Regions from separate parts of the Homo sapiens genome. Here regions 2, 3, 4, 5, 6 and 7 are each linked to region 1. A link is a loop called in an ENCODE intact Hi-C map of the cell type or tissue named here. Cell type or tissue: mammary epithelial cell. All regions are shown on one strand. Each heading gives the region's core, and the rest is flanking DNA. Links, peaks and the distances in the headings are about the cores only.

Region 1 (4,408 bases), core at 138-4,137:
AGGAGGTGGAGGTTGCAGTGAGTCAAGATCACATCACTGCATTCCAGCCTAGGAGGCAGAGCAAGACTCTGTCTCCAAAAAAAAAAAAAAAAAAAAAAAAACTTTTGCACAGCAAAAGAAACAATCAGCAGAGTAAGCAGAGAACCCACAGAGTAGGACAAAAATCTTTGCAATCTATAACACCCAAAAAAGGACTAATATGCAGAATCTACCAGGAAGTCAAACAAATCAGCAAGAACAAAACAAACAATCCCATCAAAAAAACTGGGCAAAGGACATGAATAGACAATTCTCAAAAGAAGATATACAAATGGCCAACAAACATATTAAAAAATGCTTAATATCACTAATTATCAGGGAAATGCATATCAAAACTGTAATGTGATACCACTTTACTCCCGCAAGAATGGCCATAATCAAAAAATAAAAAATAATAGATGTTGGTGTGGATGTGGTGAAAAGGGACCACTTTTACACATTTGTGGGAAGGTAAACCAGTACAATCACTATGGAAAACAGTGTGGAGATTCCTTAAAGAACTAAAAGTAGAGCTACCATTTGATCCAGCAATCCCACTACAGGGTACCTACGCAGAGGAAATGAAGTCATTATACAAAAAAGATACTTGCACATGCATGTTTATAGCAGCACAATTCACAGCTGCAAAAATATGGAACCAGTCCAAATGCTCATCAATCAACAAGTGGGTAAAGAAAATGTGGTATATGCATACCATGGAATACTACTTAACCATAAAAAGGAATAAAATGATGGCATCTGCAGCAACTCGTAAGTGGGAGCTAAACTATGCGGACACAAAGGCATAGGAATGATACAACGGACATCGGAGACTTGAGGGAATGGGAGGGAAAGGGGTGAGGGATAAAAGACGACACATTGGGTACAATATACACTGCTCAGGTAATGGGTGCATCAGAATCTCAGAAATCACTACTAAAGAACTTATTTATGTGACCAAATACCACCTGTTCACCAAAAACTATTGAAATTTAAAAAATAATGATAAAATAAAAAAGAATCTGTGCTCTCTTCATAGTATTACTGAAATAATAATTTTTAAAAATGGGCTTGAGTCATAACTCGAATTCTCTTTAGCTAAATACTTTATTTTCCTCCCCTCTTGCTCCTAGTTTTCTAATTTTTTCCCCCACCACTAATGGTATGCATGAAGAGTTTCATTAAATCTGCTCTCCATTGGCTTCCAACCAGGAAAAAACTTGAATCAACCGATACCTCCTTCCTTACCAAGTAAAGGAAAATTCAACCAAACAGAATGGAGATAGCATTTGAACTTGGCCTTGAAATAAAGATGTCAACAGCTAAAAATGGGGGCAGAATAGATTTCCAGATTGAGTCATCCACTGCTGAGAGAAGCTAGTATATTATTGATGTCGCTGATTACAAAAAAAAAAAAAAATCTTGGCAGTAGTGTGTGGCTAGATTGGTACATGTTGGCAAATTAGAATGAGTACTGGATTGAGTAATCTAATGAGATCTGAATTCTGACTCTGCTACTAACTTACTTGTGTAATTGCCAATAAGTTACTTAACTCTTATAGACTTCACATTCCACATTTGTAAACTGAGTAGGTTGAGCTGAGTAAGCCTTTGTCATTCTTTCAGCTACGTAATTTTATGGAAAAGGAAATCCATCACAATCACAGGACAAAACTATTTCTTAGAAAAATTGCAGTATGACTGCATTGAAGAAGGACTCTTTTGGAATGACAAAGCAGGAGCCCTTTGGCCCACTTTATCTTACATCCAAAGACTAAATTCATCTGTCACAAATAAGAAAAGTTCCATTTCAGGTATTCACATAGCCTTCATCTCACAGCTCCTACAGAGACTTCCTTAGCCCTTCTTGGGGCAGCTCACATCCAGGAGAGACTGAAGCAGGGTTATAAAGACCTAGTCAGGTTCATGTAATACAGAACACTGGTGGGCAATCCTTGCACCAGGACTCTTAGGCATATTGGTCAAGGCTTTGCCAGGCCTGGATCACATTTCAATTTCATACACTCGACAGTTTTGCTTTCTCCCACCTCCTTTCCCAGGTGTTGGACCATTGTGAGCATTTTGCACCTCAGATTCCATCTTAGTGTCTAATTCCAGTTAAACCAATCTGCAATAGTGGAATGAGAGACAGGTGTAATTAGACACAAGAGACCTACCCCACGGCACAAGGCAAGGTGATTTGGATATTTGAGCGTCTTAGAAGAAATGCCCTATCTTTATTTCTTGTTTGTTCTGAAAGATGATCTTCCTGTGGTTTCATGAGATACCAGGATTTTGCCATCATGCTCACTGAACACTGCTGATGGCATCTTCCAGGATTAACCATACTCCGAATTTTGAATACCATCCCGATTCAATCAACTTTGACGAATGTATTATTGTTCGTAGTTTTGATTTAAAAGCCTTTACAGCTCATGTTTATTGCTGTAATATCACTGCTTTGTCTTCTGTTTGGGTTTTGGTACCAAATTCACCCTGCAGTCTAAATGTAGACTGGGTAGATCACTCTCCCACTGTTCCATCCGACTGATGAATAGTCACCGCCACTCAAGATATAGCAGAGGACATTACTGCCCTCTGGTGGAAACATTGAAGACTACTCTAAGAGTGTCTCCCAAGGAATGGAATTTTCACAGATGGGTTCATGTTGCAGCTTGAGTTGTAAATAAATACAGCCAGAAAAATTATCCTCATTTCCGGTTCTTGACATTTGATTGGCTCTGTATTTGCCTAATTTCCATCTTCTTCCCTGCTCTGTTATCCCTATCCCAAACAGGTTTAGCCACCTACAAATCTTTAAAACACTGATCCACTAAGACATGGATCTCATCACCCAATGTATTTACAATAAAGCTTCCAACCTCCTTTTCAGACGGAGGAAAAAAGAAAACAAACAAACAAAAAAAAAACACTTGAAACAGTAGAGCATTAAAAATGTGTTGTAAATAGACAACTATTTCCACTTTAGCCGTCCAAACGGATTCGGTTTTCTGGGGCTATGCCAATAGGCAAATAATTGACTTACTGTTGCTTTTTTTAATTCCATTAATATAAGAAACAAATCATTTATTAGCCTTCTTTGTCTGAGTAAGTGGCTGAGTGCATATATTTTCTTCATGTGTGGGTGAAAGAGCATAGAAGATAATGCTAATAATTCAATTTTAAGAACTTCTGTTGATTTCTTCAGTCTATTCTGCCTTCTTCGTGTGACGAGAAGAAGAATACCAAGCAAGCTGTCCCTTGAATTAAAGAGGAGCAGTTTATAAAAATGATACTACAGGCTAAGGAGCGAAACTTAGGTTTTAGCCTGAGCTCTAGTCCTTAACTTCCCTTAGCCTCAACTTCTTCATCTGCCAAATGGGGACAATGATCCTTTAAGGAGCTGTAGTGAGTATGAAATCAGATAACGTACACAGAGCTTAGGCACAGTACCTGGTACATATTAAATGCAGATAAATTACGGTTGACCTCAGTTTCCATGGAGAATTTGTTCCAGGACTTCCTGTGGGTACCAAAATCTCGAGTCCCTGATATAAAATGGCAATAGTATTTTATACTATAGCATATTCATATTAAATACATAGCATTTAAAATATAGTATATTTTAAATCATTTCTAGATTACTTATAATACCTAGTACAATGTAAATGCTATGTAAATAGTCATTATACTGTATTGTTAAGGGAATAATGGCAAGGAAAAAGTACATGTACATGTTCAGTACAGATAGGTTTTTTTCCCCAATAGTTTTGATCTGTGCTTGGTTGAATCCACAGATGTGGAACCCATGGATATGGACAGCTGACTGTACCCAATATTATTTCTATTGTTATTTTTAGTCAAGTGTTAATGAGGAAGAATTTGCTTTAAATGTCTAAAAATTCTAACGCTGTTAGTCTAAGCAATATTTGCCTATTTATTTTCCTCTTACGATCTTCTAGATGAATCATTTTCTATGGAGATCTTTAACTTAATCTGCTCCAATTCTTTTACCTTCAGGAAGTGGCTGGTGTTGCCAAGTCATTGGGGCTCATGTCTATTCTCACTTACAAGCCTCAGCTCAGAAGACTTCCCTTGCCTCCTTTATCTCCTTGCCTTTCTACACCACACTTGCTTCCACCCACACCATACATACCAGTGGTCCATCTTCCTGTAACTGAAAATTGTTTAAGTGTGAGTATTTTGTCCATCTACTCTCAGCACCTAGGACATGACTGATAAATGTAGTTTCCTATTAAGTGAAAATACTTCCCTAAACCTTGTCAGTTAGATGGCAAAAATCCCAGAAAGATTCAGATATGGAGTTGAAGAGAATTGGGTTTCTTCTAAGTCACTGAGCCTCCTCAGTTCACAAAAGGAGGACTTATGA
Region 2 (4,408 bases), core at 186-4,185, 720 kb before region 1:
TATAGTTTAATTAAATCCCACTTGTCAATTTTGGCTTTTGTTGCAATTGCTTTTGGTTTTTTAGTTATGAAGCCTTTGTCTATGCCTATGTCCTGAATGGTATTGCCTGAGTTTTCTTCTAAGGTTTTTATGGTTCTAGGCTTTACATTTAAGTCTTTAATCCATCTTGAGTTAATTTTTGTATAAGGTTTAAGGAAGGGATCCTGTTTCTGTTTTCTGTATATGGCTAGCCAGTTTTCCCAACACCATTTATTAAATAGGCAATCCTTTCCTCATTGCTTGTTTTTGTCAGATTTTTTGAAGATCAGATTATTGTAGATGTGTGGTGTTATTTCTGAGGCCTCTGTTCAGTTCCATTGGTCTATATGTCTGTTTTGTTACGAGTACCATGCTTTTTTGGTTACTGTAGCCTTGTAGTATAGTTTAAAGTCAGGTAGTGTGATGCCTCAAGATTGCTCTTTTTGCTTAGGAGTGTCTTGGCTGTACAGGCTCTTTTTTGGTTCCACATGAAATTTAAAGTAGTTTTTTCTAGTTCTGTGAAGAAAGTCAGTGGTAGCTTGATGGGAATAGCATTAAAACTATAAATTACTTTGGGCAGTATCGCCATTTTCACAATATTGATTCTTCCTATCTATGAGCATGGAATGTTTTTCTATTCGTTTGTGTTCTCTCTTATTTCCTCGAGCAGTGGTGTTTATAGTTCTCCTTGAAGTGGTGCTTCATGTCACCTATAAGTTGTGTTCCTAGGTATTTTATTTTCTTTGTAGCAATTGTGAATGGGATTTCACTCATGACTTGGCTCTCTGCTTGTCTATTACTGGTTTATAGAAATGTTTGTGATTTTTGCACATTGATTTCGTATCCTGAGACTTTGCAGAAGTTGATTATCAGCTTAAAGAGTTTTGGGGCTGAGATGATGGGATTTTCTAAATTATGATCATGTCATCTGCAAATAGAGATAATCTGAGTTTTCCTCTTCCTATTTGAACACACCTTGTACCTTCTCTTGCCTAGTTGCTCTGGCCAGAACATACAATATTATGTTGAATAGGAGTGGTGAGAGAAGGCAGAAATAATGAAGTTTTTTGAAACCAGTGAAAACAAAGAGATAACATACCAGAATCTCTGGGATACAGCTAAAGCAGTGTTTAGAGGGAAATTTATAGCACTAAATGCCCACATCAGAAAGTGGCAAAGATCTAAAATCAACAACTTATCATCACAATTAAAAGAACTAGAGAAGCAAGAACAATTTCAAAAGCTAGCAGAAGACAAGAAGTAACTAAGATCAGAGTAGAACTGAAAGAGACACAAAAACCCCTTCAAAAAGTCAATGAATCCAGGAGCTGGTTTTTTTAAAAAGATTAACAAAATAGATAGACCACTAGCCTGACTAATAAAGAAGAAAAGAGGAAGAGTCAAATAGACACCATAAAAAATGATAAAGGGGATATTACCTCTGATCCCACAGAAATACAAACTAGCATTAGAGAATGCTAAAAACACCTCTATGCAAATAAATAGGAAATCTACAAGAAATGAATAAATTCCTGGACACATACACCCCCCACAAGACTAAACCACGAAGAAATCGAATCCCTGAATAGACAAATAAAAAGTTTTGAAACTGAGGCAGTAAATAATAGCCTACCAACCAAAAAAACCCCAGGACCAGACAGATTCACAGCTGAATTCTACCAGAGGTACAAAGAGGAGCTGGTACTATTCCTTCTCAAACTATTCCAAACAATAGAAAAAGAGGGACTCCTCACTAACTCATTTTATGAGTCTAGCATCATCCTGATTCCAAAACCTGGCAGAGACACAACAAAAAAAGAAAATTTTAGGCCAAGATCCCTGATGACCATCAAAGCAAAAATCCTCAATAAAATACTGGCAAACCTAATCCAGCAGCACATCAAAAAGCTTATCCAACATTATCAAGTCAGCTTCATCCCTGGGATGTAAGACTCGTTCAACATACGCAAATCAATAAACATAATCCATCACATAAACAGAACCAATGACAAAACCACATGACTATCTCAATAGATGCAGAAAAGGCCTTTGATAAAATGCAACACTCCTTCATGCTAAAAATCTCTCAATAAACTAGGTATTGATGGAACGTATCTCACAATAATAAGAGCTATTTATGAGAAACCCACAGCCAATATCATACTGAATGAGCAAAAGCTGGAAGCATTCCCTATTTGAATGCCTTATTTTTATGCTGGTTGACCTCCTGCCAGGAGGTGGCGCTTTCCAGAAAGTATCAGCTGTAGTGGTGTGGGGAGGGATTGTCAGTGGGTGGGGCTCTAGAACTCCCAAGATTAAATGCCCTTTGTTTTCTGCTACCAGGGTGGATAGGGAAGGACCATCAGGTGGGGGTGGGGCTGCGGTTTCTGAGCTCACACTCTCCTTGGGTGGAGAGTCTGTGGTTGCTGTGGGGAATGGGGGTGAGATTCCCAGGTCACTGGAGTTGTGTACCTAGCAGGATTATGTCTGCCTCTGCTGAGTCATGCAGGTTATCCGGGAAGTAGGGGAAAGCCTGCAGTCACAGGCCTCACCCAGCTCCCATGCAAACTGAGGGGCTGGTCTCACTCCCACCGTGCCTCCCGAACAGTTCCAATTCCGTTTCCAGGTGGAGGGTGAGAAGGGCTTGAAAACTTGCCGGAGGCTTTGCACTTCCCAGCTGCGAAAGAAAAGGGCTTTAGTTCTTCCCCCTGCCTGTGAAGTCTGCACACCAGATTTACGCCCTCCCCCAGCTTCTGGCCGGGAGGCTTCTTGCCCCATTCAAATTGTTACCAAGTTCGGCTAGAGAATTCCTTCTCCCTGTGGAGTTTTATCCCCTGCTCCTCTGGCCACCCTCCTGAGGGATCCCTGTGATGCCAGGCAGTATTGGGCTGCTTGGGGACCCAGTGAGATCCTAGGGCCTCTCCACTGCCTCCTCCACCCCACCCTGTATTTTGCTTGGCTTTGATCTCTAACTTGACTGAGCTCCAGGTAAAGTCGGGAATTTCTCCTACAAGCAGACCTTCAAGTTCTGCAGTGGGGGTGTGTGTTTGTGCAGGAGTGTCTCCCTTTCCCACTTTTGCAATTGGGGCACTCACAGTATTTGAGATGTCTCCCAGGTCCTGGAGGAGCAGTCTGCTTCCTTCAGAGGGTTTATGGGTCCTCTTAAGATTGCTGTTTTGTTCTTGCAGGTGATCTGGATTATGCAAGAACAAAATGCATGCTGCTCTGTCTGGAGCTGCAGTCTAGCCCTGCCTCTCGTCCACCATGATCCCTCAAGCCTCCCAGCATGGAATTATACTTTATATCATACACAAAATTAATTCAAAATGAATCAAAGACCAAAATTTAGGAGCTATAATTATTAAGCTATTAGACAAAAAATAGGTATAAATCTCCATGAACTTGGGTTAGTCAATGTTTCCTTAGATATGACACCAAACGTGAAAGCAACACAATAAAAAAATTAGATAAATTGGGCACCATGAAAATTAACATTTTTGTGCACAAAAGATAACATCAAGAAAATCAAATGACTATCCACAAGATGAAAGAAATTTTTGGCAAATCCTATCTCTGACAAGGAATGCTTACAACTTAAGAAGAAAAAGACATAAAAGCCAAATTGTAAAAGGGCAAAGGGTCTTTATAGAAATTTCTCCAAAGAATGTATGCCAGTGTCCAATGAACACAGGAAAAGATGGTCAACACCATTAGTCATCAGAAAAATGTAAATAAAAACTACAAGATATTACTTCACACTACTATGTCTTCAGTCAAGAGACAGATAATAGGAGTTGGCAAGCATGTAGTGACGTTGGAACCATTATACACTACTAGTAAGAATGTAAAATGGTACTACTTTAAAAAACAATCTGACAGTTTCTCAAAAGGTTAAACATAGAATTACCATATGACTCAGTATTTCCATCTCTCGGTATCTATCCAAGAGAAATGAAAACCTATGTCCACACAAAAACTTGTACATGAATATTCATAGCAGCATTATGCAAAAAAAGTGAAAAAACTAAATGTCTATCAATTGATTAAAGAAATAGATAAATAAAATGTGGTAAGTCTATACCATGGGATGTTATTGGGCAATAAAAAGAATAACAAAGGGACTTCCAGTTTCTGTTTCCATTTGAAAGGAACTGAAAGTTGTCACTCTGTTTTAACAAGTAAAAAGTTGGAAAAAAAAAAAACTGAAAAATCAACTCTGCTTAGATCCATAAGAGAAGTGAGGTGGCAGGGCAAACCACTGCGCCCAAAATTCAGGCAGGATTACTAATGGGTCAGCACCTTCAGGAATGAACGTGTGGATCACCCTGTCATGCATAGAATCACACCAACTGAGGTCCTTGCAGAGAGCAAAGGGAATATGGAATAGGTA
Region 3 (4,408 bases), core at 302-4,301, 960 kb before region 1:
GCAGTTTGGGAGGCCACGGCAGGTGGATCACTTGAGGTCAGGAGTCCGAGACCAGCCTGGCCAACATGGTGAAACCCTGTCTCTACTAAAAATACAAAAATTAGCCGGGCGTGCATGTGCCTGTAATTCTAGTTTCTCAGCAGGCTGAGGCGGGAGGACTGTTTGAACCTGCGAGGCAGAGGTTGAAGTGAGCTGAGAGTACACCACTGCACTCCAGCCTGGTTGACAGAGCAAGACTCTGCCTCAAAAAAAAAAAAAAAAAAAATTATCGGGGCTTGGGTGCAGTGGCTCACGCCTGTAATCCTAGCACTTTGGGAGTCTAAGGTGGAAGGATGGCTTGAGGCAGGGAGTTTGAGACAAGCCTGGGCCACATAGTGAGACATCATCTCTGCCAAAAAAGAAAAAAATCCATGTTGAGACATTTTTGTGTAAAAAAAGAAAAATTTACCTGGGCGTGGTAGTGTGCACCTGTAATCCTAGCTACTTGGGAGGCTGAGACTGGAGGATTGCTTGAGCTCCAGGAGTTTGATGCTGCAGTGAGCTATGATTATGCCACTGTGTTCCAGCCTGGGCAATAGAAGGAGACCCTGTTTCAAAAAAAAAAAAAAAAAAAAAAAAAAAAAGCTGGACACAGTGGCCCATGCCTGTGATCCCAAAAATTTGGGAGGCCCAGGCAAGTGGATCATCTGAGGTCAGGAGTTCGAGAACAGCCTGACCAACATGGTGAAATCCTGTCTCTACTAACAATACAAAATTAGTCAGGCGTGGTGGCACATGCCTCTAATCCCAGCTACTTGGGAGGCCAAGGCAGGGGAATCGCTTGAACCTGGGAGGCGGAGGTTGCAGTGAGCTGAGATCGGGCCATTGCACTCCACTCTGGGCAACAAGAGCGAAACTCTGTCTCAAAAGAAAAAAAAAGCTCTACTATTTTTACGGTTACAATGACAATAATAGAGGCTTTTCTCTCGAGGAGCTCTAAGTGAAATTAACGAGAATTCTCATGACCCTAGAAAGAGATGTTTAAAAAGCAAACACATAGGCCGGGTGCAGTGGCTCACGCCTGTAATCCCAGCACTTTCGGAGGCTAAGGCAGGCAGACGGCTTGAGGTCAGGATTTCAAAACCAGCCTGGTCAACATGGTGAAACCCTGTTTCTACTAAAAATACAAAAGCCGGGCGCGGTGGCATGCGCGCCTGTAGACCAAGATACTCAAGAGGCAGAGGCAGGAGAATCACTTGAACCCGGGAGGTGGAGTTTGCCGCAGAGATCAAGACACTGCACGCCAGCCTGGGCAACTCAGCCTCCTGAGTGGCTGGGATTACAGGCACCCGCCATCGTGCCCGGCTAATTTTTGTATTTTTATAGAGACAGGGTTTTAATATGTTGGCCAAGCTGATCTTGAACTCCTCATCTCAGGTGATCCGCCCTCCTCAGCCTCCTAAATTGCTGGGATTACAGTCATGAACCACCGCGCCTGGAGAGTTCTCTTTTCTTTGGGTAGGGCAAGGCAAACTGGAATGGATTCACCGGAGAGCTGTGCGCATGCCCTGGAAAGCATTCTGGTTAGACCCATGTGAGACAGGTTAGTTTTATTGTGTGTTCCTCATGTGTTGCTGCCATGGTCATCCTGCTCAGTAGAAGAGGAACAACAGGTTCAGACATTTGGCCTATGTCCTTGGCTGAGGAGCCAATGGGGTAAAGCTACCATATGTAGGATTATGACTGAACGACTCTAAGTCAGAATCCCGCCCAGGAGGGATATGGCAGCTCCACGGACCTTTTGTTGGCCTCGGATAGGCGATCCTCGCCGTGCGCCGGGAACCGGGGTCTGGTGCAGACAGCCCTTCATCCTGGGAAACGCGCTGCTGCCAGAAAGGCGGTCACTCCCTGACCCATCACGTAATGTGTTTGTGGGGAACCTGATGCTAAGCTATTCGTAGACGCCCTGCTTCTGGGTCAGGGTTTTCTATGGAGCAGAGCAGCTCCCTCCCTGCCATCTATTGAAAATCAGATCTCCACACAAGGGTCTCTCCACCCGTGTGTGGGGGACCCGGTGATATGGCGTGTCCTTGTGTAATTCAACCTTTGACGTGTACTTTTCTTCCTCCCTCCTGTTGCCCCTGGGGACCTCGTTCCCTGGCCCGCTCATGCCCACCCGCCCCGGAGCTCCGGAACACACAGCGGGTGTCTCTCGCCAGAGCCCATCAGCGCCCGCTGTGCATTTGGGAGGCGCCCGTCCCCACCGGCGGGCTTTCCAAGATGCCACGCGGGGGATTGCCGAGGTAGGGGTGGCGCACCTGCTCGTAGTTCCACCTCTCCGATTCCACCTCCTCCCCACACCCCTCTGGGAACTCCTCCAGGGGCTGGGATCGGATTCATTGAGCCTGTTGAGAATGGCTGAGGCGTGGGTGTCGGAGGGTGTGCCCCTGAGGTTTCTGTCCCAGTAATGTTCACGCATGCCCGGTGGTGGCCTTTGGGGTCACTGCCCCTCTCCCCGCCCCAGGTGCGCGGGGCTGGGATATGAGCCAGTCACTGCCTTTGTGCCTTTCCTTCTCTCTCCGCTGCCGGGTTCAACCAGCGGACAGTGGGGGAACGGCGGGCAGGTCGGTGGAGTTAGATGACAGTAAAGGTGGGCCGGCTCTGTGTGATAAGATTCCAACTGGGTCCGACCGCTTCCGTCCGCTGGCGCCGGGTCCCCCAGACGTCTGCGGCGAGCGTTGGAACTGACCATCAACCTGGGATTTCTAAGGAATAACAGATAACTCTGGTCAGCAGCACTACCACTTTTGTCCACTAGATGTCGCTCCTTCACTACGTTGTTTCTTCCTCTCCAATTGTTTCCACAGTATTTTCAGTTGCTCTTCATTTTGTTTTTATTTTTCCTTTTACTTTTCTTACTCCTCTTTCTACACACTGAAGTTGCTGTTGTTTTACGTTTACTTCCTTTTTTTTTTTGAGAAAAGTTGGCGTGTGAGAATGCGATCTCGGCTCATCGCAGCCTGGACCTTCCTGGGCTCCGTCAGGTGATCTTGCCATCTCAGTCTTCCAAGTGGCTGAGACTGCAGGAATAGCTTGATTCTGGGATGTCGAAGCTGCAGTGAGCCATGATCACGCCACTGCCCTCCAGCCTGAGTGACAGAGAAAGACCCTGTTTCAGAAAGTAAGAGAGACAGGTTAAAGAAATAACTCCTTGAAATTACTACAATTAATTGTGATCTAAATTACTTGTTATATTTTTCACTCCCACTAGTTTATTATTATTGTTGTTGTTATTATTTATTTGTATTATTGTTTGTTATAATTGTTATTGTTTTTATTATTTAGTTATTTAGAGATGGAGTCTTGGTCTATCACCCAGACTGCAGTGCAGTGGCACGACCTTGGCTCACTGTAGCCTCATATTCCCGGGTTCAAGTTCGAGACCAACCTGGGCAATATGGCATAACAACCGTGTCTACTAAAATCTATCACTGATACTCCCAGGGCCGTTGGATATGGCAGGTGCAAGTTCGGAGGCTGAGGCAGGCGGTTCGCTAAAGTTTGGGAGTTCGAGATGAGCCTGGGCAACAGGCTGCAGTGCATTTGCCTGACCAAGGCCCACCACAGCCTCTACCTCCCCAGCCCAAATGATGCTCCCACCTCAGGCTCCAAAGGAGCTGAAACTACAGGCGCCTGCCATCACGCCCGGCTAACTTTTTAATTTTTTCTTTTTTAAAGTAGAGACGTGGTCTCACTGTGTTGCCAGGGCTGGTCTCAAACTGCTGGGCTCAAGTGATTCTTCCACCTCAACCTCCCAAAGTGTTGGGATTATAGGTGTGAACCATGATGCGCTTCCCTCTTTTTCATTTCCTTTATTTTTCCTTTTTTCTTCCTCTTTCTTTCTTTTTCTTTCTTTCTTTTCTTTTTCTTTCTTCTCTCTCTCTTTTTCTTCCTCCCTTCTATCATTTCTCATTCTCTTTTTCTGTTTCTCTTTCTATTTTCTTCGTTATCTTTCTTCCCTTTACATCTCTGTCTCTTTTTCTTTACATTTTTTTTTAATCTTTTTTGCTGTCTGTCTTTTCTCAATTCGTTTCCTCCCATCCCTCCAACTGTCTGTCTTCGTGTGGATTCTGGAAGAGTCTCCTCATTCTGTATCCCCTGTGTATCACAAGCCTCTGAGACTTTTGCTTTGTTCTTTTCTCCTTGTTGCATAAAAGGCATTCACTCTTCTTTTATTTTGGTACTCTGTGGACGGTCGAGGGCTGGAAAGAAAAAAAACGGACCATGAATTTAATTGGTTTCACAAGAGACATGGGAGACCAAAGAACGCACGATGAGTACTTTGCTAAATATCCTGTTTATTCTCCCAACCAGGCTCATAAAAGTACAGATGCATCCGGTGGGTTGAGAGATCTCTGTGTAGTCGTGA
Region 4 (4,408 bases), core at 251-4,250, 180 kb before region 1:
GCTAAATACATCTTCAGTACAAATCTTTTTTCATAAACCTGCTTTTTTTTCACACAAATGGTAGCTCCATGACTGCAGCATTTGCAAGTGAACGATAAAGTTCCAAATGGTGGTTTAACAACAGTATAACAGGTCCACATAAATAGATTTGGTTAAGGAAGCAAAAAGTTGTATGTAGTCCAATACACATAGTCAAACCATTGGGGAAAAAATTAAACAACATTAAAAACTTCAAATAAGCTCTTTTTTTTGTTTCTGGTTGCAACCGATGTTTACCCGGCCCTCCACAATTGTAAACACAAAACATGTTTTCACCCAAAACAAAATGACCCACAAAAAATAATTAAGTCGGCTTCCAAGAGACCATGGCCATCCGTCAGCTGAGAGTGAGCCAAGACACGTGACTGCTGAGGCCAGGGCCTGGCACACAGTGACTCATGGTGAATATGTATTGAATGGATTAAAAATGGGAGGGTTTTTTTTAATGTGGAGGAAAATTGGCAGAGTTAACTGGGAAGCAGTATGATTTTTCAATCCAGAGAGTTTTTAAAATCTAGAATTCTAATAATAAAGATGTTTTGTTTCCTTTTACATATATATTATAGGCTATGAATGACATGTAAAAATGTATACATTAAGCATTTCAGAAACTTGAATGAAACTCTCTGTATCAGATCACTCGTGAGACAGTGAGAGCCAAAGCTGACGTATATTAAATAAAGTCAATAACTACTTCTCATCAAAACCTTGTGAAGTAAGTATTATTTAAAATAGGTATTATTTATTCCCATCCCAAACAAGAAAATTTAGACTTAGGGAAGCTCCATGACTTAAAGGTCACATATCTATAGCAAGTGGCAAATGGCTCTAATCAAATAACTCCAAAGGTTGAATTCTTCAAACTATAGCACTTATCTTCCATTCCCTCATAGCCAATCTGTTCCTCCTCTGTATGTCCATACCATTTACAATTGCTCACAATCATTTAGCTCTGCTGACACAGCCTGTAATTGTGTATCATTTTATCTATTTACTATTTTATTAATTTCTGTTCTTTTCATTTTGCTCTTTTCTTATGTGTCTTTTGTCTTTACTCTGTTTTCATTTTTTCCAACTTGCTAAGTTTAATGCTTAGTTTTTCACAATCTTTTTCATATTATAATACAAGAACTTAAAGCCATGAATTTCCCTATAGTACTGCTTTAGCTGCATTCCACAAGTTTTGATATAGAGTACAGTTGCCTCTCAGTATCCATGGGAGCTTGGTTCCAGGACCCATATGGACACCAACATGCTCAAGTCTCTGATATAATATGCATGGTATTTGCATATAATCTCTGCACATCCTCCCATATATTTTAAAGCATCTCTAGATTATTTATATTAGTATAATAATACAGTGTAAATGTTATGTAAATGGTTACTATGCTGTGTTTTTTAGGGAATAATGACAAGGAAAAAGTCTGTACATAAATGAAATGCTTTTAAAAATATTCTTGATCTGTGATTGGTTGAATCCATGGATGTGAAACTCACAGGTACAGAGGACTGACTGTACTTTGACTGCTGCTTTATAATATTTTACAAATTTCATTTTAACCAATTGATTGTATGGAGTATATCTTTTTTCTCAAAAGAGTATCTTATCATCTTTTTATTATTGATTAATAATCCAATTACAATGTTATCTGATAAAATGGATTATATAATAACAGTTTTGAGTGTATGAAGACTTCTTTTATTATCTTATACATGTTTAGTTCCAGTAATTATCCGTACATCTTCAAACATCAGCATAAGAGGTCTTGACAGGCCACTTAGTGTTTATCTCCATCTCAGACTGTGAAAGATAGATAAATAGGTAAGTCCTCGCCAAGGATTGTTTTTATAATTTCATTGAAAATTCTCTAATAATATATCTGCTTTGGTGAAAAGGGAGATTCAATAAATAGGGAAAACAACAGCATCAAAGCAAACGTTTATGTTTGTGCAGTGAGTAGATTTCAGTTCAATATGTAACTAACATCATAGCTTCATAAATTAAATCTATGGGCATTTAGAGTTATGCTACAATAGAAATACCTCCTTTTGGAAGAGTAGATAGAAGACAGATAGAAGATGGATAGATAGATGATAGATAGGTAGATAGATAGATAGATAGATAGATAGATAGATAGACTCTCAACAGGTTTTGCTTTGTAAAAATATATCCACACTCCAGGCTCCTGACTCATGCATGTAACATACTGAGAATATTCGCAGCTCAAACTATCTGACCAGCAGGTGGCACATGCCTACCTGCTAGGGAGTACAAATAACCAGTAACTGACTTTCTTACAATAAGCTGTTGTGAACAGCTGTGACTGCTCAGATTCAAATTTTTGTATTACTTTTGTTTTAACTAAAGATTTCTTTGCCCTTTCTTCTGCTTAGAGTACTACTTCAATCAAATAGAAGAAGGATCCTGTTTTAAAAAGAATTAATGGCATTTATTCTTTAATGTATTATGCTTCATCAAACTCTATTCCTAAGATACTCAATGGAATAAGATTATTATTTATAATAAGTTAAGCTTATATTCTTAAATAAAAAATTAAATCAATACTATAATAATATAAATTTAATCGTAATTGGCTGAAAAATTTATTGGATTTCCTTTGGAGATTAGAGATGTTTAACATGATAACCAAGGATCCTAAAAAAGGATTAATAAAGGGGCTTCAAAGGTCCCATGAATCCCGCAAAATTATGTGCAAAATGTTGTTCGTGGGAGAGTTTTTTCTGATAAGAGGTGTAGTTTTTATTATTAAATTTTTCAGAACAAAAAATAAGTTAAAAACACAAAAAAAGACAGTGGTAGACATATTTCTTTAAATTACTATAAATTATAATATAAAGAAACATACAGAATTTGGAAATTTTCTATTCTTTTCTCTTGCACGTGTGTAGTGCCCCTCTAAAATGTTATTTTTTTCTTTTAAATGAATGTATGTTATAATCAAGTTAATTTCAAGAAGCATGAAGTATTTATCATTTTCCAAATGGGTAATTCTCTTTGATCCTTTTTGTAACAAATATACAGTAGTTTAATTCTTTTAACTTGTATTAAACTTAGTCATCTCAAAATTTCCAGGTACACAGCATTTAGTTAAAGGTCTTTTCCAGTTTTATTTAAGTAGTCTTTTTGCTTTTTTCTCTCTCACACTGAGTCAAAAACTTGATTAAAAATAAGATTTTATAAACCACTTGAGATTTTTTTTTTTCAATGAGAGAATCCCCTCCCCACCCCCGCCCAACATGAAATCCCAGAAGATAGCATATAAGAAAACTTCTATTGAAGGTAAGAAAAGACTAATCTAGTATTTGGGGAAGTTATACATATATATACATATATGTATATATATAGAGATACACATATATATATATATATATATATATATATGTATAACTTCCCCAAATACTAGATTAGTCTTTTACATTTTTATAAAATATAATATTATATATATCTCTCTATATATACACATATATATGTGTATATATATACATTTATATATACATACATACACACACACATGTTATTGGAGAAAGGTTTTTTGTGGTTTAATCTAGATATGGGGAGGAAATTGCAAGGCTCATATCCAAAGGAAGAATGTAATCAGAGAAGAATGAAGAAATCTTTGTTGTCAAGAAAATTGACAAAACTCTCCCTGACCCTCTCCCTTCTCTCAGAGGAAGGCTTTAAATCAACAGGTCTTAGTCAAGTTAATTAATTGCAAGCAACCAAAGCTGATTCTGGTTTATTTAAGCAGAAAATTGATTAAATTAATTACATATTGGGTTGCTCCCAGAATCATTGGGAGTTCAAGAGAACCAGTCTCAGAGTCAATGAAGTTGAGACAGTGAAGTCAAAATGCCTCAAAATCACACCTCAGGACTGGTCTAATGAGTACACCAATGAATATTAGATGTTGCCCTTACATTGTTGCTATTACCAGAGAAACTACTCAATACTGACCCTAGAACACTTCCATTATTGTACTTGGAAAATTGACTCCCATGTAGCACCACAGACCAGACTGCCATTTTTGCTACGCGTTGTCATCATTTTCACCACCTCAACTGTCATTTCTTCACCATTGCCACCACTGCCTACACCAATTACATCACTGCCATCACTAGCGAAGACAAACTACTCTAGTCTATTTATCTTGGGACATTCGGGTAAGAGCAGGTGTCTATTCCTCAGATTCAAGGAAAGCTGGAAAATTGAAAATAAAGAATTTATTAGCATTTATATTGAGAAATGGGGTGTGTCTCCCACCAAAATTTACAAAGTAAGAATAATCCAATGTAGAAAAGAATTATAGCACTTGGCATACAAAAAATATCTAGTTCTTTTCCTATTAAC
Region 5 (4,408 bases), core at 128-4,127, 440 kb before region 1:
AAGAGACAAACTTTTATTCATCTAATAAGGGATTAATATCCAGAATATGCAATGAATTCAAACAATAGCAAAACAAAAAACAAAAACAAAAAACAAAAAACAAAAACAAACCAAAAACACCCCACAAAGAATCTGATTTTAAAATGGACAAGTGACCTAAATAGATATTTCTCAAAAGAAGGCACACAAATGGCCAAAAATAAATGAGAAAATGCTGAAAAATCACTATTTATCAGAGAAATGCAAATCAAAACCACAATGAGATATCATCTCATCCCAGTTAGAATGGCTATTACCAAAAAGACAAAAATGTCAAATATTGATAAGGATGTAGAGAAAAGGGAACTCATACATTGTTGGTGGGAATGTAAATTATTACAACCATTATGGAAAAGAGAACTACCATATGCTTCAGCAATCCCACTACTGGGTATTTATCCAAATGAAAGGAAATCAGTATGTCAAATAAATAGCTGCATTGCCATGTTTATTGCAGCATTATTCACAATAGCCAGGATATGACATTGACCTAAGTCCATTCATTAACAGAGGAATGGATAAGGAAAGTGTAGCATATGCACACAATGAAATACTATTTCGCCATAAAAAATGAAATTCTGTCACTTGCGGCAGCATGGATGAGCCCGGAGGACACTATGTTAACTGAAATAAGCCAGGCACAGAAAAATAAATACCACATGTTCTCCCTCATATGTGTAAGCTAAAAAAGTTGATCTCATAGAAATAGAGAGTAGAATAGTGGTTACTATAGGCTGGGAAGGATAGGTGGGGAAAGAGGGGTAAGGAGACTGTGGTTAATGGATACAAAATTACGGCTAGATAGGAGGAATAAATTCTGTTGTTCTCTAGCACTGTAGGGTTACCGTAGTTAATGATTATTTATTGAATATTTTTGAATAGCTAGAAGACAGAATTTTGAATGTGCCCAACACAAAAAAATAAATGTCTGAGATATGGGTATGCTATCCCTGATAGAAAAATTATACATTGCATACATGTAATGAAATATCACACTGTACCCTATAAATATGTATAATGTCAATAATAAAATAAAAAGGATAATTACAGAATACCTATTTCATTGTTTTGTATTAAATAAGTTAAAACTTAAAGTGCTTAAACAGTAACAGTTCAATTTGTAATATGTATTATATATGAAAGCCATCATTATCATAATTACTATTTCTATTCATTAACTTACACATTTATATAGTCAATATAAAGCAATTTGTTAATAGTTTTCAATTTATATTCATATCAAACATTAAATATAAGGAAGATTATTATTAATTTTATCTCTTTCAAATTTGAGTACAGTATCAGTTATACAGTAATTCCTGGACTTTTCAAATTTTAAAACACTGTTGTTTCACCTTTTCAGCAAGTCCTACAGGATATGCAGATGTTTTTTAATTGAGGTAAACTGAATTTCACTTTTAATAATTTTATGACACTGTGGAACATAAAAACTAAGGCTCATAATCATCACTGTTCTTACAATACACACAGTTCTACTCTTCTTTAAAACATGTTTATAAATAATAGGTAAAAAAGAAATCCTCAATTTCAACCTAGGATGGGAGTATACATCACATTTAGCTTAGGTTTGTTAGGTGAGCACAGAGTCTGATATTCCATTTGGACATTAGGGGGCACTGCCCACAGGTTGAGAACCACTGTCATAGGAAGTCACTGTTATCAAACAGGAGTATCCTTCATCCCACACTTATATTTGGAGTAGGATTAAAAAAAAGTCACTAGCCTAAACTAAACCTTTTCCAAAGGAACATTTATTTCTTCAGTCATGTCACAAGGTGTTACTTTATAAATGAGAAAAAAGACAAGTGACTTCAGAAATTTCCTTTACCTCTTATTTCAAATCTTAAAATTTTCATGACAAAATTGCCCTCTTTCTTAGAAGATTGCTCATATCCTTTTATATTTACAGGTTTCCACTCAACTTCTTAGGCCACTCTGTTTATTACCTCTATTAGTCTCTCATTTCTGATCCCTGTACCTGAGAAACTTTTGTCCAAAATAATTCCCACACATTTGTGAATGCATGTTGACCACATGGTAATTTAGACCCTTATAATATTTAGTTTAGAAGAATAAATCAATTTTTACTTTGCATTAATTTATCACATTCATGTAAAGAATACCAATAAATGCATTTTATTCTATAGGAAGTATGGTATACTTGTTACTCTACATCTTTTTTCAGCACCCACAAGTGTAGGGAAAATGTTCCACATGACTGCTCTAGCTGCTTGCTTTACCTATTCGTAAAAATAAGTTTGAATTCATTTGGGCAAATGGGCTTTTAGTTGCTGCTCTGCTCAGTTTTGCTTTATTGTTCCTACTGTGCAGAGCTCCATTAGTGATTTTCAAGTCTAAGCCCTCAAGGTTATTATTCTCCTTTTAATGGAAAATATGATTTAAATATAATTTTTCAGGAAATGATAAGCTGGCCAGCAGCTACATGCAGCCAGGCGGAATGGCACTGCCTTATACACAATGGCCAATCCACAGCATAAACAAACAAATAGAAAGCCTTTACGTATATTGACTTATGACAAGGTAGTAAGCTTTATTTGTGATTAAGTCTCATTGCCTCAATATTTAATTTCATATCACTATAGTATAAACAGTAAGCAGGATGGTTATTATTCTAAAACTTAAGTAACTTATTTTCTTATGTTAGGGCACAGCTACTATGAAATAATGACAAAAAAAATGCCTTCCTACTGGACTGTACCAATGTACTGTACTGATAATAACGCATTTATTGAGCAACTGGTAGTTGGGAGGTCTTCTGCTAGGCGATTTAGCACAATATGTCATTTAATATTCACAAATATCTTATATACTTTTAATGCACGTAAGAGGAAACTGAAACTTAGAAAGTTTAATTAACTTATCCAGGATCAGCTCTGAGTATGTCAGAATCACTACTTGAACTCAAATGGATCTGACTTGAATTGATTAGCCACTTCAGTAATACAAAAAGGGTAATAGATCTTAATAATTTTCTTTATAATTTTGTCTTTTAGGACAGTGTGTTATAATAGGAGTAACACAGGTTTTAGAACCAGAACACTCTTGGAAATCTGGATCTACCAACTTATGACCTAAATAACTTTCCAAAAGTTGTTTAACTTTTGATCTGGGGCTGGCTTCAGTTTTCTTATCTGTAAATAACTATGAGACAAACAATGACCGGTATTTTTAGGAAGATATAAAGTAATATGGGGACAAAGTGAAAATTCATCCAGGTGCGGCGAGTGAGGTCTTTGGAGAGGGCTGTGTGACAGGCTATACGTGGAGAAATTTGAAAGTATAGGATTTCGATCAGCACAGATGAGGAGGAAGAGTATTCCAGGTAAATGACAAGTGAAAGTAAAAGCAAGAACCATGGAAATGTATGATGGGAAGTTAGTTTATTAAGATAAAGTACAGTGTGTTTGTCTGTTTCTGTGTGTATTTAGCTAAAGAAGAGCTTGAAGTCAGGTCACGGAGAATCTTAAATGCCATGTTTAGGTGTTAGAATCAAAATTATACAGAATACATGTTAAGAATCTTAGAATCAGACATTTTAGGATTAAATCCTGGTTCACTTCTAATTAGCTGGGTGACTGTGGACAAGAGGAATTGAGCTAGCTTCATGTCCTTTTTTGTAAAATGCAATAATCAAAGTACCTGTCACATAAAGTTAATTAAGGACTGAGTGATTTAATTCTATAGCTCTTAGCCTGCCTAGCACATGAAACACTTAATAAAGGGTTAAATATCGTTATACAAAAAGGAAGGTATTTAATATTTACTATACTAATAAAACCCTATCTACTACCCCCAATATTCTGCTGAACCTCAGCTACATACTATTATTTGCCACCTTAGGGTTTTCTTTGTCCACTTGAGAAATGTGGAATTTCAATTGTGTTGTGTGTATAAACTGGATTCGCTTCAAGCAGTGAGAAATGGAAAGCAGAGAAAAGGTAAGACAGCCTAAATAGACCCTATTATCTGATAATATTTTAGAGAATTGGTTTACAATATTTTCTGACCAGGGGAAGATTGAAAATATTATCCTGCATGTACACTTGCAACCCCACTATTCTAAATATTCAAGAGTGTTTCTCTCCTTTAAAATAATTCGCTTTAAAAACTGTTTAGTGACTGGTAGAACCTGGAAAACTCTGATGGTAGAAGGTTTAGCTTTATTCAAGGTGAGAGAGGAGGTGCCAATTCTTTTACACAATGTGAATGTAAATGATCAATGTGATATGTAAAGTACTGACCACCATGTAGAAACTTCTCTATGAAAGTAGAAATGAGTACATCAAATCTCTAACTCAATGCAGGAATGTAAGTCAAGATGCCACTG
Region 6 (4,408 bases), core at 249-4,248, 770 kb before region 1:
CAACTCCCATTTATAAAACAATTGGCTCTCGTGAGACTTACTCACTACTAGGAGTGAGTATGGGAAAGACCTGCCCCCATGATTTAGTTACCTCCCCCTGGGTCCCTCCCATGACACCTGGGAATTATGGGAGCTAAAATTCAAGATGAGATTTGGTTGAGGACACAGCCAAACCATATCACCTTCTAATATGGTCCTCTAACAAAGTTTATCGTAGTATTTGTTATTAAATGCAATGACAACTTGAGGGAACCTTGTGTGAAAAAAACGGTATCAAGAAACGCAAAAGTGACCTACTCTAGACAAGATGAACTCGCCTAATGGGGGCTAACTAATGCAAAGTACAATATGATTATCACTGAGGAGGAATATAAGAGCTAGGGTGTTTACATGAGAATAGAAATCACATCTGACTGAAGGGACAAAGACATACTTCATGGAGAAATTCACACTGGAGATTATTTGTATGGAAACCTGTGGAGACACTGCAGAAAGCATTTCAGGCAGAATAATGTGATGCAAACCATATGGCTGAGAAGCAGGTGGTGACAGTGGCCAACACTTATGCAGTGCTATGTGACAGGCACCAGTCTAAATATTGAACATGAATTTATTTAAGCCTCATAGAGATGCCCTAAGGCAAATGCTATTATGATCCCCATTTTTACTGACAAGGAAAATAAGTCATAGGGAATTGAAATAGTTTACAAACAGGAAATGCGGCTCCAGAACATGCCCTCTTAACCAGGGCGCTATACTGATTCCTGCTAAACTTGCATCATCTGATGGCCTGTGCATCCAAAGAACTGAGGTTATTTTTAGGAAGAAAGTAAGAACAGTGCTCTGCTGTATACAGTGAGGAGCAAGGAAAGCATATGTCCCACGCAGAGACCCACAGATAAATTGGTGTGGAGAGAAACATAGTTATTTAGATTCGATAGCCAGGTTTCAGTTCGCACCAGTAGAATGGCTCTGTGAGACAGGCCCTCCACTCTCCTGTAGATCCTGTTGTAAGTGATGCAGAAGCCAGAGAGAAGGTTGCTCTCCATCAGAAACATGAGGAGTTTTGGAGACCTCCCTAAAATATTTGATCTGAAAGGGTTTGAAGCCAGGAGGAGAGATGCAGTCTTAGGAGAAACGTTTCATGACCTGTAACAGGTACCCTATCAGTCTTTCTCAGTAAGTACTATTCTTTGTAATTTTTATATTTTCCTTGCAACCCTATCACTCTCTAAAGGTCTAGTGAAAAAATCAAATTTAGATGAAACCTAGCTTGACCTAGAATCTTCACTCTGTATGTGTGTGTGTGTGTGTGTGTGTGTGTGTGTGTGTGTGTTTAATGTATACATTGGGTCTTTGGGCCAAATACATTGTAAGGTTTCAGAGGTATAAACAGGCCCTGGGCTGTGGAGAACCATGGGAGGGGATGATCTTGATCTAAGTCAGTAGTTTTTACTTAGCCACATCTAGAAATCTATGTCTTGGTCATAAATTTTGTTCTTTGAAATGCAGGGAAATGTATCATAAAATGCAGGAAATGCAAGGAAAAGTAACACATTAAAGCTAATTGGTTATTAATATTATAAAAGCATATGAGAATGTCTTATTCTATTCCCTCCAGCTCTCCAACCATATCCCCCACACATACCCACACACTGCCTGCCCACACATAAGCACAAGTATTTCTGGGGATCATGAGCATGAGAACTTTAGGGGTATTGCTAGGAAAAGAAGGAAGAGAGTAAGTAGGAAGACTGAAGACAGAGAAAGGAACCACCAGAAAGAGTAGAAAAAAAGAGAGAAATCCTTTCTTCACATACCAATGACTCTAAGAATACCTTTCTCCATTAAAATAATATCCAAGAGGCACATTGGAATGAAATACATGTGGAATACTGATATGAAAAGACAGAAGAATATAATAGGATCTGAGTTGAAAGACCATGCTTATCTCTTCACTTGTACTATAAAAATTTACAGTGATGTCCTTTAGTTGGGGTAACTGTGATGAGCAACATTGAAACCCTTTATGCCAATTTTGTTTTCAAAATGCATTGTCTTAAATTTTCTCTCAAGGTGGCACTCCTGGACATCTTTTCCAGTTATTAGTCTGACAGGAACTTGGTACCATTTTACTTACCTTCATAATGTCACAGATGCTAGTCAATTTTTCATTTTTTTTTAAAAAATGCATTCTTTGAACATTTTTAGCTTTAAGCAAATATATTTGCTTATTTTTGTCATTGAGCATTTTGAAAACATGTGGTTAGAAGCTTGAAGCAGATAATCATAGCTGCATTCTATTCCCCGTAATTAAGAATATGTAAGGCCTGGCACAGTGGCTCACGCCCGTAATCCCAGCACTTTGGGAGGCCGAGGCAGGTGGATCACCTGAGATCAGGAGTTCGAGATCAGCCTGATCAACATGGAGAAACCCTGTCTCTACTAAAAATATAAAATTAGCCGGGCGTGGTGGCGCATGCCTGTAATCACAGATACTCTGGAGCCTGAGACAGGAGAATCGCTTGAACCCGGGAGGCGGAGGTTGCGGTGAGCTGAGATCGTGCCATTGCACTCCAGCCTGGGCAACAAAGCAAGACTCCATCTTAAAAAAAAAAATAGAGAATATGTAGGGCCGGGCGCGGTGGCTCATGCCTGTAATCCCAGCACTTTGGGAGGCCGAGGCAGGCGGATCACGAGGTCAGGAGATCGAGACCATCCTGGCTAACACTGTGAAACTTTGTCTCTACTAAAAATACAAAAAATTAGCTGGGTGGGGGGGGTGGGTGGCGGGCTCCTGTAGTCCCAACTACTTGGGAGACTGAGGCAGGAGAATGGCGTGAACCCAGGAGGCGGAGCTTGCAGTGAGCCAAGATCGCGCCACTGCACTCCAGCCTGGGGGACAGAGCGAGACTCCGTCTCAAAAAAAAAGAATGTGTAGAAACCTTGATATTTTCTTTCTTTCCAATTGGAATACAAGTCAAACCTGGAATTTATAAATAGTTTTAATAAATGTGGAATTTGTTGTATATATATAGTAATATAGAGAGAGTAATAAAAATATAGTAATGTATATATAGTAATAAAAGGCTTCCAAAAGCTTCTGTATGGGAAATTCTTGTTTCCATTAATCAGGCCATTAGAAAAGCACCCTGCCATTCTCTGATAGCTGTGCTATAGAGTAGGTTGCTTGATAAAGAATGAAAGCAAAGTGATTCTATTTGTTATGTAATGTGAGTGACATGGAAGGTAAATTTTTTTAAATAGTCATGGATTTTAGCTTTCTGAAAGGAATGCAATTTGGAAGTTTCTCCAAATCTCCAAATGGTTTTGAGTTACATATAATGCAACCTGACACCTAGCTTGATATTTGAATTCTGTGTAGCTAGAAAGTTGATAGACTATGGATCTTTTCTGTTTTATAATGTTTGGTATTATACTGGACCTTTCCTTGTGTTAATTTTTTCTCTTTATTAACATATGAAAAATTCTGTGAACTATTGATCATCCAATGAGATTTTCTCAGTCTCAAAAGACAAATAATGCAATTTGGAAAACTGTAAATTTGTTTGCATGTAATCTGAATCTCTAGGTATACTCTAATTTTTTTTTCAGTAAATTCTGAGTTAAATGTTTATCATTACAATGCCAGAGGATTAACTTAATTTTTCTATCTTCCAAATCCAGTTTTCCTCCATCAGGAACAAATTTTCATCAAACTGAAATAATGGTGTAGTTTTTGGAAGAAAACTGCTTATTATGAGAAATAATTAGCAGGCATCTAAGAAAAAAATTCTAATTGAATTTGGCGTTCATATTTTTTAAGGGTTTTGTAATTTAGGCTTAATATTTGATAAGGGTAAATTAACCAAGATCAAAACCTTTAAAATATTCGAATTGATAACTATTTTGTAATTATTGAAATAACTTTTCTCTAATAAATAAAGGAGAAATACATTGAACAAAATAAAAACCAACCAACTTTCTGCTACACACTAAATTTTGATAGACTGTCTTTGTCTAAAACAGTAAGGCAGCTATAAATACAGAACACTTGAGCTAGAGTCAGAATACCTGGATTCAAGTCCTGGCTCTGCCATTAACATGCTGTGTGAACCTAGGAAGGTGAACCTATTAGATCAAATGAGAAAGGAAAATACATACAAAAATTATTAAATGGCTGTTAATTGCACACAGTATAAGGGTCATGCATGATTTATTTAATATGACTGAGGCAATACACCAAATAGTTTTATTAACTTTTATCATAATTTTTGTATGATGTTAAATAGTGTTAGATAATTGAGTCATTCTTTGTTGCTATCTTCAGGAATGTTTTAAAATGGCTTTTTACATCATTTAAAATGTCAGTTCCTTCTTTAAGTTGAAAAGACACAGATTTTGGTCA
Region 7 (4,408 bases), core at 92-4,091, 170 kb after region 1:
TCAATAAGATCTGAAATAAATAACATTAAGTTTCATTTTTCTGCCTTCCTTAGAATATTTTTTTGTATTATTTTTTTATATAACAATTTTATGGAATGGTTTTGAAAACTAATTTCAATAAGATGTCCATAAGGTGCTTACCATAGTGCTTAGCAACATGTGAGTATTCGGGAAAAGGTCAGTGTACAAGGGAAGCATCATTTGCCATGGTTGAAAACAAAGGTTTTGGAATTAAACAAGATTTCAATCCTGTAGCCAAAATAGCATGTCACACAGCATAGGTACTGAATAAGTATCTGTTGAATGAATGAATAAATTCATAAGTGAATGAGAAATCCTGGCCCTGCCCATTATTCCTAGGTTGTCTCCAAGCCCTTGAAATTGCAGCTCTCTCCACCTAAAACAATCTTCCCCAGATATTTGCCTAGTTCTGTCACTTCTCTAGGTCTCTGTTCAAATGTTCTCTTATTGAGAGGCCTTCTCTGAAGTACCCAGATGAAAGGGAACCCTGGCACTTTCTTTTCCCCTTATCCTACCTTCCCTCTTCAATATATGATCATCTGTAATGCTACACAGTTAGTTGTCTTTTGGCTGCAACATTAGCTCAAGAGAGCAGAAATTTGCTTTGTTTGCTTCTGCACATTCACCCAGAAAAATGTCTGGGTGAATGAATCTTGAAGAATCTTGGCCTATTGCCTCTTCCTCATTTGTAAAATAATGGGGTAGAAATGATACGCTAATGCCTTCCTAGATGAAACCTTATATGATCCCTTTCTCCCAATTTTTTGCCCACTGTATACACTAATAAACCTCCTTCTTTGATAAATACCTTCAAATTCTGTGCTGCCAGGTAAAATTGGTCATGCTGAAAACCTTTTTTTTTGTCCACGGTTGTTTGGCACTGTCTAGATGGCAGCTAAGTGGTAATGAATCTGTATTTCTATAAAATTTAGAATGTTATAGTTGTGATGGATCCAAAAGCTCGCCTGGATCAACTGACTCATTTTACAGATACGAACTTTTAAGACCAGAGGGGCCAAGTGATTTAGTCAAGATTCCTCAAAGTTAGTGCCAGACCCTCCAGATTGGAGGGTCCTAATCAGCACCTATTACAGTAAGCCATGGTTCTACTGTAATTAAAAGGTGGGCACCAGGATTCAAATACCTTCTAACCCTGAGTCCATTCCTTTTTCTACCATAAAGCCCTGCTCCTCCAGTCCTGCTAAGAGCCATGCGCATTAAACTTACCCAGTGGAAACACAGTTATATTCTTCCAGCAGCCAAATCTCTTCTGACAAGCTAAGGTGGAATTAGCGACAAGAAGGCAGAGCTTGAACTCATTAAGGGTCTGAGCTCTTCAGAAGCAATACTCTATCCCTTGTCATCTGTTCTGCAGAATTTGCTCCTGTGGTTTCATGGGGCACATAATTCTTGGCAAATCAAATTCCTTGAACCTCCTAAGGCTGCTGGACAGGAGCTTCAAGAATTATGAGTTTTCAGAGTCTGAAGATAGCTATTCAATTTAACCAACTGTAGCAACTGATTTAATTAAGTAGTCACTCTGGTTTAAGGCTCTGCACTTCTTCAGATGCTATTTAACGATTCTGTCTTCCGCTTGAATTTGACTCCAAATCCACCCTAATATCCATAGGCAGTTAGAATTAATCAGTGCTTCCCACTCAAACCCACTCCAAGTCCAAAAAAAAAAAAAGAATGATTAATTTGTCTAGCTGCAGTCACCAACGTTGTAGAGGACATCACTGCCCCCTGGTGGAAATACTAAAAACTGTTCTGGGACTGTTCCCAGAAAGATCAAAATCTATACAGAAAAAACTAACTTGTTAGTAATCTGCACATTGAAAGGTCATGACGTCCCAGTGACCATGTTATTATCCTACTCTCTTTTCCCCTCCTTAATTTCTCAATTCGTAGCTCAAGTTGCTTCAGGCATCTACAACGCATCATCAGATGGTCTCCCAGTGACACTGGAATACGAAATTTCCTCAGTGGATGTGCATTACCAAAACACCAGTGACCACTTCAGGACAAATCAAAAGGTTGTCTTCATGTAGCATAACGTTGTCTAAATTTAGGAGAGCTTTAGTTCATGCAGCTACTGAAAAATCTGGCTTCTGTGCATACTTGGCAAATTTGCAAATCACCTCTTAATTCTTCCCCAGTTTTTTTTTTTTTTTTTTTTTTGTGGGTGGAGGAGGATTTCCCCAAATTTAGGGAAAAAAAAGCCTAGGTTTTTTTTTTTCTGTTGAAAAAATGGAATGAATGAGGTGAGTGAGCCTCAGGGCCTTTTATTTTCCCCTGCCAGTGTAAGACAGAGAAAACAGTGTAGGAGCTGCTGTCATAAAAAAAAGCCTTCCCCAATGACTCCTGTTTACTCTTTGGAACTCCAAGAGTTTATTTTCTAAACCATGGATGCTAATCCTGGATGCTCATCAAGATCATCTGAAAAGTTTGCCATTTTGTTCTTACTGCTATTGTGTTATATTATTGTTTGATACAGATTCATAATTACTGAATTGTTATTTCAGAGAATGGGGAACCAAATTGTTTTCATGAATGAATGAAGTCTCTAAGTAAACCCTAATCTTCTTAGAACAATATTTCCTTCATAACTGACTTTATACAAATTAATTCTTTTCTCTTTCCCAATTGCCACCACTTTCATTCATACACCAGCATCATCCATGAGCTATTGCAATGGGCATAATATATTATGGCACACAGGAGATTGTCTTCCCATCCATCCTCAACACCACTTTCAGAATCATATTTTTAGACACCAGATAGATCCTATTATTTCCCTAAATAAAAGCTTTCAGTGGCTCTTCATTAAACATAAGATAAAATTCATATTCCTTAGCATGACATACAAAAGCTATGTTTCAATACCTACAACTAATATATCAATCAAAAAACGTTTTTTAAGTCTATGCTTCGGCCATGACCAAAAACTTATAGTTCCCCCAAATATGCCATACCATTTCAAGCCTCTTAACCTTTGCCTAAAGCCCTGCTTAGACTGCTTTTTCCCCATGTCTACCCATTTCTACCCATTTCTGCAGGACATTTATTTTTCCAGACTCGCAATTTCCCTCTTTTTAAAGCACTTTCCTAACCTCTTTCTTCTTCCCATGTAGAACTGACCATAGTACTTATAACACTTGACTGTACTCGCTAGTCCACCTCCCTCTGATAATTAGAATGGCCATAAGGGTGAGAGAATTATGCCTGAATGATTTTTGTATCTAGAAAAAATTACTGTTGAATGAATGAGTGAAGGAATGAATAAAAATGCCCAACACATACGCAAGTGCATATTTGACTCAGTTTACATTTCTCCATTGCCAAACTGATGGGAAAAAAAGTGTAAACTCATATGATTGAGCAGACATGATTAAAAACTTAGCACCCAAGAGCCCTTCCTCAGGCAGAAGGTGAAATGAGTAGCTTCATCTGACAGGTCACAATAGCCCCACCCACAGCTGGGAGAAATCAGCTCACATTGAAGGAGCTAGGTCCTGGGGTAGCCACTGCCCCTTTCCCCTGGATTCTGTAAGAGCTTGATTCGCCCGTACTATAATGTATATTTAATTATATTACTTAATAAATCGTCAGCATTTACTTTACTTGAATCATGATTTTACTTGCATGAGTACATCAACTTGATATGTAAGCCTATACTTCTCTAATACGAAATAGTTAAGAATCAAAAAAAAAGTTTTTGAGCACTCAATTTAATATAAAACATTAATAATAAATAAACATTGCCCTTCCAGGTTTTTAAACCCATGGAAACATAATGCATCTATATTAACGTGAAACTTCATGCATGTATAATCATTATTAAATAAGTAGATTCAGTTTTCATCCTTTAGACAGTCTTTAGCAGTGTAGTATATGACAATAAATGAAAAGTGTATCAATCAAAGTTTCATAGTCCTCTCTCTGCATAAAGAAATATGAGGGAGGAAAATGAAAACTAAATAGATTGGCAGGCAGAAAATGCTGATACTGTCCTTCATCCACATTTGGAATAGTTCTCTGGTCTCTCTCTTCCTAAAATAACCTATGCAGTGAGTCAAATAATTTCTTTCTTCTTTGGTAAAACTAGACCTAAATTTCAGTTTACAAAGAAAGAAAAGTGAAAATAGGGAAGGAAGGAAAGAAAGATGCCCAACTGCCTGACTTTGAATTAATTGCAATCCTTTTAATAAAAAATAAATAAATAAATAATATTAAAAAAGCTGTTCCATCTTGACCACATCCTCTGTCAATCTGCAGAACTACCCAGTGAAGTAGGGTTGTTCATACAGCTACGGAGCTGAGACTCTAGGCCTCTACAGATCCATTGACTAATTGCCCTAAGGGCTCAGGTCAGACCTAATTTCCC

Evidence for each region. Hi-C counts contacts between places; a loop is a spot of excess contacts. Peaks named below come from ENCODE experiments on the same cell type or tissue, not always from the same donor. Only the 100,000 strongest peaks of a DNase experiment are listed, where the experiment ranks them.
Region 2: a loop joins it to region 1, with 5 times the contacts of the local background. A loop is called at or near these places in 2 of 110 quality-filtered maps.
Region 3: a loop joins it to region 1, with 20 times the contacts of the local background. A loop is called at or near these places in 18 of 110 quality-filtered maps.
Region 4: it touches region 1 in a loop (14-fold over the local background); 64 of 110 quality-filtered maps call a loop at or near these places.
Region 5: a loop joins it to region 1, with 12 times the contacts of the local background. A loop is called at or near these places in 16 of 110 quality-filtered maps.
Region 6: it touches region 1 in a loop (13-fold over the local background); 75 of 110 quality-filtered maps call a loop at or near these places.
Region 7: a loop joins it to region 1, with 11 times the contacts of the local background. A loop is called at or near these places in 8 of 110 quality-filtered maps.

Annotation. Positions count from the first base shown.
Region 1 is chr12:39,101,136-39,105,543 of GRCh38, forward strand. The region is part of intron 1 of LINC02406 (long intergenic non-protein coding RNA 2406); the gene reads right to left. Among named protein-coding and RNA genes, the nearest start is that of LINC02406, 42 kb to the right of the region's middle. In mammary epithelial cell, for the core only: a CTCF peak has its summit at 2,618 (motif pointing left); DNase peaks (open chromatin) are centred at 1,546 and 2,606; H3K27ac peaks cover 273 bases.
Region 2 is chr12:38,382,617-38,387,024 of GRCh38, forward strand. No RefSeq gene overlaps it. Among named protein-coding and RNA genes, the nearest start is that of ALG10B, 68 kb to the left of the region's middle. RefSeq lists enhancers at 2,094-3,293, 2,139-2,686. In mammary epithelial cell, for the core only: a CTCF peak has its summit at 2,251 (motif pointing right); DNase peaks (open chromatin) are centred at 2,415 and 3,835; H3K27ac peaks cover 336 bases.
Region 3 is chr12:38,136,097-38,140,504 of GRCh38, forward strand. LOC107984469 (a long non-coding RNA gene) reads left to right here and starts at 2,394. Exons shown (of 2, transcript XR_007063272.1): 1 at 2,394-2,767. In mammary epithelial cell, for the core only: a CTCF peak has its summit at 2,793 (motif pointing right); a DNase peak (open chromatin) is centred at 2,795; H3K4me3 peaks cover 1,171 bases; H3K27ac peaks cover 659 bases.
Region 4 is chr12:38,918,984-38,923,391 of GRCh38, forward strand. No RefSeq gene overlaps it. Among named protein-coding and RNA genes, the nearest start is that of CPNE8-AS1, 15 kb to the left of the region's middle. RefSeq lists a silencer at 2,202-2,291. In mammary epithelial cell, for the core only: a CTCF peak has its summit at 2,283 (motif pointing right); a DNase peak (open chromatin) is centred at 2,288.
Region 5 is chr12:38,663,192-38,667,599 of GRCh38, forward strand. All of the region lies in intron 19 of CPNE8 (copine 8), which reads right to left. Among named protein-coding and RNA genes, the nearest start is that of CPNE8, 240 kb to the right of the region's middle. In mammary epithelial cell, for the core only: a CTCF peak has its summit at 1,668 (motif pointing right); no DNase peak of the experiment used is centred there.
Region 6 is chr12:38,332,463-38,336,870 of GRCh38, forward strand. No RefSeq gene overlaps it. Among named protein-coding and RNA genes, the nearest start is that of ALG10B, 18 kb to the left of the region's middle. In mammary epithelial cell, for the core only: a CTCF peak has its summit at 2,063 (motif pointing right); no DNase peak of the experiment used is centred there.
Region 7 is chr12:39,271,605-39,276,012 of GRCh38, forward strand. No RefSeq gene overlaps it. Among named protein-coding and RNA genes, the nearest start is that of LINC02406, 130 kb to the left of the region's middle. In mammary epithelial cell, for the core only: a CTCF peak has its summit at 1,778 (motif pointing left); no DNase peak of the experiment used is centred there.